Linked DNA regions of Mus musculus: region 1 is linked to region 2. The links are chromatin contacts, found by Hi-C or POLR2A ChIA-PET in ENCODE. All regions are on one chromosome and are shown on one strand. Each heading gives the region's core, a stretch centred on a gene start or an enhancer-like site at or near the end of the contact. The rest is flanking DNA. Distances are from core to core; before and after follow the strand shown.

What was found. A loop is a pair of places that touch in the nucleus more often than their neighbours do. ChIA-PET counts read pairs that join two places held with the same protein, here RNA polymerase II (POLR2A).
Region 1: a map of heart shows a loop between it and region 2 (2.2-fold over the local background). The contact joins two enhancer-like sites. A Hi-C loop is called at or near these places in 2 of 37 maps with a recorded cell type or tissue (both heart). POLR2A ChIA-PET finds 5 or more read pairs at or near these places in 2 of 5 experiments (Patski and embryonic stem cell).

What each region holds. Positions count from the first base shown.
Region 1 is chr1:91,867,598-91,874,205 of GRCm38, forward strand. No RefSeq gene overlaps it. Among named protein-coding and RNA genes, the nearest start is that of Gm46242, 8.8 kb to the right of the region's middle. Within about 2 kb of position 5,248, at least 1 of the 3 ENCODE cell types and tissues checked has a DNase peak (open chromatin) inside an H3K27ac peak, as active enhancers do.
Region 2 is chr1:91,819,124-91,825,596 of GRCm38, forward strand. All of the region lies in intron 1 of Twist2 (twist basic helix-loop-helix transcription factor 2), which reads left to right. The region is part of intron 1 of Gm46117 (a long non-coding RNA gene); the gene reads right to left. Among named protein-coding and RNA genes, the nearest start is that of Gm46117, 9.0 kb to the right of the region's middle. Within about 2 kb of position 4,473, at least 1 of the 3 ENCODE cell types and tissues checked has a DNase peak (open chromatin) inside an H3K27ac peak, as active enhancers do.

The sequences.
Region 1 (6,608 bases), core at 3,998-6,497, 49 kb after region 2:
TGAAGCTGCGTGCCTGGTGAGGTGACGTGGCCTGCTGTGAGTGGATGGGGACTGAGAGTATATAAGAGTGAGAGGCCCCGGGTTCGGGGGAGATAGATGAGGAAAAAGATGAAGAGAGAGAGATGAAGACTGAAGTTTGCTGAATAAACTGCTGTTAGAAGGACTGGTAGTCGTGTCGTTCTTGCTGGTCGAGAGCAGACGTGACACCCAAGCCCTCCTGATACTGCCACAACATGGATAGCAAGCCCATGCACTTGTGCCTGGCCTGAGTCTCAGCCTTGCTACTCATGGGCAGTGTTTGAAGTACAGCAGGGATGGGAGCAGCAAAGGATACAAAAAGACAGGTAAGGCAAGATGACATCCAAGAGATGGCAGCTGGCAGGGAGGGCCAATCTACAGGGCTTGTGGGGTCAGAGCAAAGACAAAGGACCCTCTCTTTCTGAGCTCAAGAGACACCATTCTCTATCTCTCATCAGCTGACTCTGGGCATCCTGAGGTGGTTTACCAACTCTATAGTCTCCTTAACAAAGTGCTCACAGCACAGGGTGAAATAAACCATGCTGTTAACAAAAGCGCTGAACCAAGGAGCTGTGGGAGGATTACCTGACATCCTTCTCCCCAACCCATGGGATCTAAATTCAATCAGGAGATGATTGGATTTCAGTTGGGGTTCTGTGTTTGAGCACAGGATGAGCCTCTCCACCTCCACTACAGCCAAATACCATCCTTAGCCATGGCACTTTGGGCACTGCCATTTTTCAGTCTTGGCTCTTCTTGCTGTCATAAGAAATGATTCTTCTCCTCCTTCTCCCTTTTCTTTCTTCTCCTTCCTTCTCTCTTCCTCCTTCCTTTTCCCTCCTCCTGCTTCTCCTTCCTCCTCCCTCCTTCCTTCCTTTCTCCCTCCCTCCCTCCCTCCCTTTCTTTTCCTAACTTACAATAGAAAAAATTTTCTACTGTCCTTCAGCATATCTGCAAGATGAGCCTTTCTTGAAGACTGGGGTGTTTCCTTACGTATCTAACAGGCTGTTTTGCGAGTGTTTCATTCATTGTTCTTACACACCCCTGCCTCTGTGGATCTGTAATTTTCTTTTCTGTGCTGTCTTTGTCAATTTTGAGAATTAAGATTTAAAACGCTATAAGTTTCAGACTTCTCTTCTTGTGTATTTTAGATCATGGTCTAAACATTGGGATTTATATCCTGTTAATAAAATAATTTAACCAAAACCATCTTCTGGTATCTAGTTTTTAATGTTCTCCTTTTACATTGTTGTTTTTTAAAGTCTGTTTGGAAATGTGGGTTTCCATCTTAAGATAATCACTCCTCCCACTAAGATTTAAACATTGTCAGCTTATCATTTTAGTGTAATTTGAGCTATCCTCTAGTCTCCACATTGCATGCCTGAGTTTCTCTTTGTTAAAATAAGGCCAGGGAGTCAGGGAGATGCCTCTGTAGCTGATGTTCATGCCATGCAAGCATGAGGACCTCGCTCTGGTCCTCCAAAACTCACATAAAATAGCCTGGCATAGCAGTGCACACTTGGTATCCAGGACTGGAGAATGGGGACAGTACTGGGGTGGCATTCAGCTCAGCCTACACAGTGAGCCCCACCAGGAGACTGTGAATTAAAAGGCAAAGTGGGCAGCACATGAGAAGCCACACCTGAGGCCAACCTACAGCCTCCATGTGCACACACATATGTGTAGCATGCCACACAAAATTAACTGAAATAAGGAGAGGTTGTTCTCCAATGGTTTAACTGATCTCATTTGGAAGACAGAACTTCAGAATCTACCCCATAACATGTATTTTTCCTCTGGAACTCCTGCACACTTTATAGTTCTTCATATTTATGTTTTGTTTTGTTTGTTTGTTGCTTTCAGCTAAGTGTTCAGCATCTATATTTCAGGTCTCCTTTCTTTGGTGTGTGTAGTATTTAAATTACTGGATTTCCTATTTAACTATTTACATAGTGAGCCTCAGGGTTTCCAGAGGACATGGTTGAGTGGTTTATATATCTCCGCCCTATGTGAGCCTGCAACCTAATGCTCCCACCCCACTGGAGACAAGCCTATCCCCACTTATGAACGAAGAGCTGTCTTTTCGTAACTGTAGTTAGCACTTTTTAGGTCTGTCTACCTGATGGGTCTCCAAAACTAGAGGGAAGTTGTGATCACATCGAACCTTACACTGTCCGCACGGTGATCAGCACTTTCGCCCCAGGAGTAACGACTGTTTGGTGCATCTGGCAACAGGTTACCTTGTGTGTCATCTGGCTTGATCTTCAAAACGGCCCTCAGAAGTCAGTATTCCTTCAGTCCCATTTTACAGGAGAGAAAATGTGGGGGATTCCTAATCCTAGGAAGAGTTGAACTTATGATCCAGGAAAACATCAGTTGTAGCCCCGCCTTGTTCTGAAGTTTGTGGAATGGGTGGAGCCCTTGAAGGGCATGAGCTGTCGGGCTGCACAGGGGTGCTTGGGAGAGACGTGACAGTTCTGGGTCTCTCTCCCATATGGAATGGAAAGATACAGGGCAGTGGCTATCCATCCTTGAAGGAGGAAGAGGAGGAGCAAGGAGAGGAGCAGAATGAGGAGGCAGTGGGGAGGGAGGAACGGGGGAGATGGGGCACCTGCTGGCAGCTTCAGCAGCTAAAGGCAGTGAGCAAGCCCCTCCTACAACCATTGGCATTGTCTTACCACTGACAGGGACTTCAGACTTCTACTTAACCATTGGAGGGTCCCTTTATCACAGCCGTCCTAAGACACTGGGGCCCATCCAACCTCCCCCAACCTCCAACTCAGCCATGCACCTCATTCCATTGTAAGTCCCCTAACCCAGGGCTGTTCCTTCCCAGACATCTATGTGCAAGCCCAATTCCCTCCTTATCTGTCCAAATTTCATCTCCCTCTGTGACCTAGCTTCCCTCCCTGTCCACCATGCCACCCACAGCTGCCCCTGCTCCCTGGTCCCTCTTCCTGCCTGTCACCTGCCAGTCTCAAAGCACACCTGGGGCTCAATGATACTCCTTGCTGTGTGTTCCCAGAACATAAACTCCCTCAGGACAGGGATCTGGTCTGCTTCACTGTCCTCAGAGATTGTCCCAAGTGCCTGGAAGGAGGTTTGGCTTATGGCATGTAAATATTTGGTGAGTGAGAGGGTGAGAAGGTCACAGGCAGAGCTGCCTGCTGAGAGAAAATGCAAAGGAGGGGAAGGAAGCAGGGCATCCTAATGGTTAGTGCTGGAGATTCATTTCTGACAGGTAAGAGGAGGACCTCTGGTCTCTGACCTTTGACTTGAGTACCCCCCTCTCCTAGTTGTCTCCAGCCCAAAGGAAAGGAAAGCATCCCCCATGAGGTGTCTGTAACCACAGACTCTGATCCTCGGCTCCTGGAACTCAGAAGAAAACCCCCCATTCAAAATACCCACTTGTTTTTCATATGGACTAGTGTCAAATATTAAGTGTAAGAGCAGATGAGAAGACATGTGATGTTTTCTCAGTAAATACCGAGTGAGCCAGAGTGGCCTCTGTGCCCACTGACCTGCAAGTGTAATGGCCCCGAGGGCTCCTTACACAGAAATAATGCACTGTGAGTATATGCTGCTGCTGGGGACCTGGCTCTCGGAGGCTGCTCTTCTGTCCCATTAATTACTGCAGTGGAGGAAGTGAGGTCAGGCCTCCCACCAAGGCAATGGGACTCGCAGGGCCACTCTGCGGTTCCTCAGGAAAGCATTTTTTTCTTATCCACACAGCGACACCATCTCAAGCCAATAAATCCTCTTGAAGCAAAGACAAAGGGGAGAGAGGAATTCCATGGAGGGGGGTGTCTTTGAGTCTCTCCCCAAAGGGCCACCATGCTCAGGAGCAGGACCTGCCCACAACTCAGGCTTCCAGTACCAGGGTTCTGGCCAAGGGCAGGGTTGCTGGGTGGGACCAGATTAGGATAGTATGATGACTTCTATGTAAAATGAGCAGACAGGGACTCCTGGGGAGCAACACACACACACACACACATACCAGTGAGTGGGCAGCTGGGTGGTAGCTCCAGCCCCCTCTGAAGCTCATAGAGGTGTCTTCCTATAATCTGTAGCCCCTGCCTCGAGCTGGCCATACAAATGAGTAGCTTCTAGGCTGTGTCCCCCAAGGTCTCTGGAACTTCTACCAGCAAAGCTAGGACAATAAACTCCCTAGCATCAGGTAATGTGGAGCCCTGGGTCAAGCAAGACTGCCATGGGCCCTTGGTAGCAAGCAGTTTAGAGGTCTCCCTCCCTGTTTAATGACAGCTCTGGCCTGGCTCCAGAGGCCACCCAGGACATGTTCTGATGTCAGCTAGTGCCTGTGTTTTCAGAGCTTCAGGGACCAGGGAGAAGATCACAGAATAACAAGTGTCAGTGAAGACTCTCATCTTGGGGTGCAGACAGACATCTTGGTTTCATCTGTGGGTGCCCCTCTGTGAAAGGCAGGTGGGAGTACTCCATGGTGATCATAGGTGTGAGCCTACGGGACCTGCCACAGAGGCTGCGCTCATGCATGGTCCCATGGGGTGGGTTGTTTCCTCTCTGAGACGGAAGTCTTTCATTCCAGAGTTTATTGGTGGCCTCTGGCCCCTGCTCATGCTTGAATGTCACTTCCCCACAACATCCCTTCACCCACTCTGTTCCCTCCATGGCTGCCTTCTGCCCTGGCTAATACCAGGCTGTGCCTTCCTGTTGGCTGTTGTCCTTGTTCTGTGTTCTACAGCCAGGTTAGCATCTCTTTTGTCCGTGTTCTCCCTCCCACACCAAGGTAAGTGACAGCTGACGATGCTGTCATTTCAATCCAGGGACAATTCCACACTAAGCAAACTCTCCGGCAGCTCACTGAGCCCCTCCCCACGCTCACATAGATGTGAGATCCAGAAGGTGTTTGCTTAAACCCCTGACCTACATTCTCCATCACGCAGTCATCCAACCTGGAAATGGCTGGGCAGCCGCATTGCCAACACAAACAGGGCTGCACTGTGCTGTGCTCTCAGTGGCTCTGCACCCCTCCCACCTTCTCTGCCTGCCTGGGCCACACACCCATCAAGCAGGAGGAGGGCACCTCCACTGTGATACCCTCCCAAGGACTGCAGATCAGGCTGATTCCTTTGCAGTGGGGTCTCTAGGGCCTGGCTCTGCCCTAAACATACACGCAGCTCTCCCGAGATTCCTTGGAAGCACAGGACAGAAAATCTCACGTTTCTCTTCTAGCTTTCAAATGCAAGCTGGGGCTGTAACTAAGGGGTGTGGCTTGGGGCTGAACAGTCTGTAAAGACTCTTCTAAAATAGACAGGAGGCAGCTGGAGGCTTTGCACCTCTGTCTTGTGGCTTTCAGGGGGACCCAGGGCCTGCAAGTCTTAGGTTCTAGTGTGAGAAGAGGTTACTTACCACTGTTCTGATCAGCCTGACTGAGGCCCAGGAAATAAAGAAAAAGCAAATACAAGAACAGGAAACCTGATGGAGAAGCTGTAATACCCCAGAAGCTGATGTGTTTATTATAGAGCATTTGGCAGGGGGGACTATAGCATACAGCTGTCCATGGAAGTGGGTATATTACAGAAAACAAGGAGTCAGGGTTATTATATACAGCTGAAAAGGGAGACAGGTTTTGCTCATCTCAAGAGAAGCAGAGCTGTCTTCGAGCTGTAAACCTCCCTTGGGAGGATGTATGGTGGACATTTTCTGTACACATTATCAGCATCTACACTCAGACCTGAGGAAGACTTTGCCACCTCCACGGGGCTGAGGCATTAGGGGTCCTTGGTATGTGGCTATGTCCATATCAACAGCACACATATACCCAGGATTTCACCTCACTGTTCTGCCCCCCCCCCCCGTAGGGGGCGGTGAGAACAGGTAAGAAAATGCCCAGAGTACAGGGGGTTTCCTACAGGGACCCTGAAATGCTGGGTTTTTCCTCTATAGATATGGCAAGCCCAGGGAAGGGTGGGTTTTGTAACCCTCAGCCCCCTCCCCCAAGGTGTGCACCCACTAGGGAACCTCGGGGGCCTGAAGCCTGTCACTGTTCAGCACTGGCTGTTTCACGGAGCCCTGGGGAAAGGCTCCAGTCAGCTTCTTCCTTTCCCATCTCCATCTGGTACCCAGCTCCGAGCTCTCCTCTACACAGTCCCTGAGACAAGACCATGTGATCTCCCAGCTTCTTCTCAAAACATCCTGGCAGCTCCCTGGCTGGAGACCCAGTGGCACTAAATAGAAATTTATGTGACAGGCCTCAGGGGAAAAGCCCAGAGGAGTTTGTTTAAAAGTAAATTCGTCAAGCCGAGCTGAGTCAGGGTCTGACCTCCAACCTCTGCTGACCCTCCCCAGCAAGGGGGGAGAGAGTCCAGCTACATCAACAAGCCACACCAGGGGATCCCACTGCAGACTTGTATCCCTTTGCCACCAAGAGATTAGCCCTGAGGTGACCGCAGCTACCCACACGTCAGGTCCCTCGGTTGTTACCTGGAGCATCTCCAGTCCTCACTGTCCTCCTTCCTCCAGTCCTCACTGAGCTGCCCCACCTTTGGCTCCCATGCTTTCCCTTATCCTGGTGCCCACCTACTCAGGTAAACCAGGGTCTGCTCAGCCCA
Region 2 (6,473 bases), core at 3,223-5,722:
TTCCCACCCACTGCCCAGCAGTTGAACCAACCTGACCGGCCATGCCCCGTCTTGCTTCTGCCCTACCTTGAGCATGCCCTGTCCATACTGTGCCCAGGGCCCATGAGACTACAGTGTCAGGGATCCAGGTGCTGGTCCCTAAAACATGGCATTCTCACGGTCTGTGACTTTGCTCTGCTGTACTTAGCTAGAACACCCCTCTGCCTCCCTTTAGCACCTGCTTCCAGTGTCCACCCATGGGGGAGCTCTGGTCATCCCCGGACATCTACTGTAACAACCTAAGCTCCCTGCCCCAGAACGCCCTCTAGTGATAGTCCTTAGCTATGACACCCCGCGTGCCTGTCAGAGTCATTTATGACCCACATCTGGCCGCCTTCCCCAGACTGCAGAAGGCCTGGCACCGAGTGATGCCTTGGACAGGAGAGCACCTGAAGCATTACTGCATGCACAGAGGGGTGGCTGAGTCCTACACACAGCCGGACATGTGTGTGTGTGCTCGTGTGAAGCTTCACATGGGCCAAGTGCAGAGAACTAGAAACTGATAAGGGTGTGCCACCCTCATCTGGTTCAGCGGAGGATGTGTAAGATAGTTTGGGAGGGAAGTATCCCACAGAAAGCCAGGGGAGCTTTGGGTATGGTTTCTGGACCAAACAGGAGGATGACCAAAGCCCACAGGAGATGGGCCAGAGCTAAAGATCAGCAGAAGGCAGTGTCAGACACTTGGTGTGGAGGAGGTTCAGCAAACAAGCAAAGGATAGATGCAATAGAAGCAAAGATCCCATAGAAACAGCAGGCTGAGAAGACAGATAGCAGTGCCAAGTCACCTCCCTGTCTGTGTGATGACCACTGAAGACTCAGTCCTGCCTACACCAGCCCCCAGAGTCTGGGTGTGCTGGCTCAGCTGTGGCTTCCTGCACCTGGCTCTTGGTGCCTTGGGGGAAAGGCCCTGGGAACTCAGTGAGTATAACAGTCTAAGACAGAGCTCAGGCAGGAACTGATTTAGAGGCCCCAAGCTTCTACCTGCTCTTCTGGGAGATGCTATCTGACAGTGGTACACCTTGGGCTCCATTCAACTCCAGAGCCAGGCAGGATTTGAAAAGGAAAGCTCTCAAGTCTGATTGATAACTCCAGAAACAGGATGGGGAGCCCCTGCAGGGCAAGAGGTTCTGCCTACTGCACTCAGGGGTACAGCCATATCAGACACTGGTCCCTTTCCAAGATACATCCCAAAAGACATTTCCTGGGACTTGGAGGAGAAAAATGGGCATCTAGGCAACCCTGGGTGACTACATCTGTGACAAGCTACATTCTCAGTGCAGCCTCTGCTGATGTCATGCTCTAGAATAGTCTACGACAGAGTGAGTTTCAAGAGGCAGAAGGCAGGTCTCAAAAGGGTCGGTGGGCATCGGGGGCCCAGGCCACAAACAAGGAGGGAATCAATCATTCCGGTTTCCCTAGGGTGGTGGCAAGGCTGGTGTTACCATAGTGTTTAGCGATATGTAGGACAAAGGAGGAGGCGGTTTGATGGCTTAGCCTGGCAGAGTCTCCTGGGCTGGGGGCTCTGGTGGGATCAGCTTCTGAGAGCAGGCAACAGAGGCTTAAGGAACGGTGAGATGGCAGACTGCCAGCAGCCGCGCACAGCAAGCAAATGGTTGAAGCGTTTTCTTGCAAAAGATGAGTCTGGGGAGGACTCAACGGACAGTTGAGTCCCACTTGCGGTAAGCAGAAAAACTGGTCTGCACGGGGTGGGAAATGGCTCCTAGTGCAGTGAGAATCAGTTTCAAGGGGGAAAGGGGGACTGGTCCATGCTGCTGCTGTGACTTTTCGTCTAGAGTTTCTCAGTCCCCAGCACCCACATAAAACCTGAGGAAGATGTGGGGGAAACATCGGCAAACCTGGAACTGTAGAGCAGACACAGAACTCAGAGCTGGGACAGTGAATTTCATGGTTCTATGGGAGAATGCGTCTCAGACAATAAAAAGATAGGGAAGAACAGAGGAAGACAACCTGATGCCAACACACACACACACACACACACACACACACACACACATGCATGCACATGCACACACACACGAGTTAATATCCAGAATATATAAATAATTCCAAAGATTCAACAATTAAAATGAGCTGAAAGTTTGGATAGACATTCCTTGAAAGAGAAAGAAATGAAAAGAAAGCCCATGAGATACTCCACAACACGGCTGACCTTCAGTGATACACAAATGCCAGCCACTGTGAGAGTCCACCTCACCCCCCCACCCCCAGGAGGAAGCTTCTAGCAAAGCCAAACAATCAAACAACAGCAAGCATTTGAGAGATGGCTTGGTCGTGGAGGAGCCTCTTCAGGTACCCAGAGAAGGAGCATCACAGACGTCCCAGAGGGAACTGAGAGCCCTGTCTTTCCAGTCCTCTGTCTCTTCCATCAGGCTTGAGAGCCATTTCTGTTAGCATATGCCTCAAGGTCCGTCCAGGTTACAGCTATGCCAGGATTTCAGTTTTTAAGGCTAAATCATATTTAATGTTGTACAGCATTATTCATAGTCACTGGTCTGTGGATGAACAACTTGCCTGCTTCCCACTTCACAAACCCCTCAAAGTCACAAGGACCAAGAGCCTGACTCCATCAGTAAGACTGGCCATTCTAAACTGTCCCCAGTGTGTATCAGGCCATGAGTCCATGCCATGAAGATTTCTGTAGATGCATTGGTCACCTGTCGAGCTAACTGTCCTAATATTAGAAGTTTTGTGGGCATGTGCTGGCACCCCACGTCTGCTCCCTGGGTATGCCTCTCCTTCTCTTTATGTACAGGTAGGTAGATGCCAGATTTCAGTGCACACACAGCCTCTGGTTGATGTACAGACTCAGCCCTCTCTTTTGAAAATCAGTAGCTCTGATTCAGGTTAGAAATTGCTAGAAGACCTGCCATCCATACAGTCACTCTCCTGACCCACCAAACCTCCACACTGCCTTGGCCCCCCAGCCCTGGCCTACAGTACAGACCATGGCCTAGCCAGGTCTTACCTAGAACACCATTTCCCTGGGCTAAAGTTCAGATGGTAAAAGAAATGGCTTTACCTTGGGCTGACCTTGGCACTCGAGGACACAAAGTTGACCCGGAACACCTACAACTGATCCAGGAACTCTGACTGGAGACTATTCTAAGGACGTGATGCCAAAAAGTTAGAGAGGGCGTGAAGATGGTCAAGGCCTGTTGCTGAGACCCTGACCATGGGTCCTTTGCTTTCCAGTTACCATGGCAGAGATATCTCCGTGTTTGTAATTATAAAACACAATGTAAAGGTTGCCATCCTTACAGTGTTTAGGTGTGTGGTTCTGTGGCACTGATCAAGCTTGCACTGTTTGCTAGGTGAGTAATTTCATCACACACTGTAACAACCGTCAGAAGCACCCGCCTCTACACCCTCATTAAACACTAACTCCCATCTCCTGCCCTGGCTCTTGGTGCCATTCTAGTTCCTGCCTCTGGGGACCTCCTATGACAGGAATTCCACAGGATTTATCACTGTAACTAGCTTACTTCAGTTAGCATATGCCTCATGGTCCACCCAGGTTACAGCTATGCCAAGATTTCATTTTTTTAAGGCTAAATGATATTTCATGTTGTACAGCTTCCCACTTTTGACTTTCATGAATACTGTGGCTATAAGCACAGTATGCTCTTCTATCATGCTTTTTGATGTCCACAAAGCTTGTTCTATCACGGTGATCAACTGGGTCCGCGTAGCACTGGATTCCCTGACTTATCCTCCAGATGTGGGTGGACCCTCACATCTATGTTCTGGGTTTCACGGTCTCTTTATCACACCAGTCCCCTCCCTGTGACCAGCTGTCCTCACGGAGACTCTGTTCATAACGTCCCAGAGAAGCAGAAATGAAATCCACAGGGAAGGCACCGGCTCTAGGACAAAGAACCACAGCCTATCACAGCCTGAGTGGATTTACAGTGTTCTTGTCACTAGACGGCTCCAGCTATGAAAGACAGTTGTTGGCATCGCCTCTTTTGAGATGGTTTGATCTGTCAGGGCAAACCAGGGAGGGAGGCAGGGCAGCTGGTATCTGTCACTCTCCTGGGCCACAGAGGACTCAGTTCCATTTTTCTTCACTGGGTTGAAACATGGCAGTCAGAAGTCTCTCAAGGAGCCTTGAGGACAGGATGGGGGGATGTCCCCTTCAGGACTTAGCAGAAGAAAAGGTCATCTCAGGACCCCTCTGACTGTACTGCCCACTGGGACAGAAGAGTTCCAGCCATTCCACCACTGGATAAAGGTAGACTTGGCCAAGAGATGAAAGAGGAAATTTGGAAAACTCTGTGATGCTGACCAACATTTCCTTAGAGAGTCCCTGTGGCTGTGTGCTCCATGTGGCTGGAAACTGTGGGATCTCACACCATCTGTAAGGGCTGGGCTTCCAGCCGCTGCAACACTGCAAATTCCTGGTGACACAGGAGCCAAAGGCACTTTGTGAACTTCTACTCCCTCACCAGGGGACAGCGTGAGTCAGGCCATACAAATTCCCATGATGTCAGCCACTCTGCTTAGCTTCTGGGACTCCTAGGTCCCTGTGCCTTTCTCCCCCTGTCCCCAAGTAGCAAAGCATAAATAAACAGATGGAAAGTTACCTCACAGATCCCTGGCAAAGCCCTCTGGCCCTGCACAGCCCTGGCTGGGTGAAAGTTTACTTTAGAAGATTCTGATGCAATAAAGACAGACAAAGGAGGTGGCTGGTCATGGGCTCTAGCACTGTCGGGGCTTGGAGGGAAATGGATGCAGGAAAGGCCCAGGCTTCAGGTTAGAGTTCAGGTCTCCAGCTCCATAACTCTGGAAAGAGAGAAAGAAAGAAAGAAAGAAAGAAAGAAAGAAAGAAAGAAAGAAAGAAAGAAAGAAAGAAAGAAAGAAACCCAGTGGTCATCTGTGCCCCTTACAAGCTAACTGCTGTCTACTACTACTGCCAAGAAGCTCACTATTAGGAGACACAGCCAAGTGTGCTGGTGTTCACTTGCAATCCCAGCAGGAACACGGAAGTGAACGTAAGAGGCTGGGAGCTGGCTCGGCTGGCAGTGTTTGCTGCAGGAACATGAGGACCCAGGTTCAACCCCTTGAACCTGTACGCAAAAGTTGGGTGACGTGGTAAAAGTGTTTTCAATCCCAGCACCGTGGAGGCAGAGACAGGAGGGTCCCGAGGGCTCAAAAGTAACTGGGAGATCCGGGGAGGGATCTGCCTCAAAAGATAAGGCAGAGAGCAACTGAAGAAGAGCACTCTGACCCGCCCTACTTACATACATGTGCACACACACCTGCATGCATATGTGCACCCAAAAACACCCCCAGCAAATAAATATGTAAATAAAGTCCAAGGCCAGCCTCAATTACATAGTAAGGACCAGGCCAGCCTCAGAAACACAGTGAGACCTTATCTCAAAAGTAAGTGCAGCGGTGAAGAGCACTGGTTGTTCCTGCAGACGATTGAAGTTCTGTTCTCAGCACCCATGCCAGGCAGCTCACAACCATCAAAAACACAAGCTCCAGGGGCTCCGGCAACCTCTTCTGGCCTCCATGGGCACTTATACCCACATGCACACTGGCATACACATAATTAAAAAAGAAAACATTTACGTGCATGCATACATACATACATACATACATACATACATACATGCATAAGATGCATGAAGCCTGAGCAGATGGTAAGCAGGAGCTTCATGGATGGTAGAGACATCCACCTGGGAGAGCCTGTGTCTAGCTGAGTCCTGATTCCTCTATCCCATGTACACCGCTATTAGACAGAACTGGGTTTCAGCAGCAGTTGCAGAGACAAAAGTCTTCCCTATGATGTGTCAACATAGCAGAAGCTACATCAGAAGAAAGAGAAGCCTGTGGGCCCACAAGAGCCTTCACTTTGGCTTCTCCCGAGGCCAGCAAGGGACCTGACAGAAGCAAGAGAAATCAACTTCTTCAGAAGTTAAAATTCTAGGTCATTTGCAAGAAAAAGAAATGTACTAATCTTTCTAAAGAATATATCATCGTCGGGGAAATAAGAGGGTTTCTGTATGGGACAAAAAGGTAGTTTAACATTGATATATTTACAAAGTTTGTAACACACTTTGGCAAAATGTGCTAAAGAGCGTGCGATGAATTCGTGTTCTTTGATCACTTATGTCAATCAGCACTTCCATAGTGAGAAAAGGGAGTAACTGTGGTGGACTCAGGGTCCTGAAGCTCTGTGTGGCAACTCTGCTTCTGCAGCAGGCTCTGCTACTTGAAACCTCAGCCTTCTAACAGGAGCCTCTTCCTGTCCCTGCAAGCAGCTCTGTTTGAGTCAGCAGGGGTGTCTGGCAAGATTGTTTTTGTCTTCTAAAGTAATTCCACGGGGGGGGGGGGGGGGGGGAGGATGGAAAGGGAGAAAGTGAATCAACAAAGCACACTTCATTCAAAAATGCCACAGTGGTTTC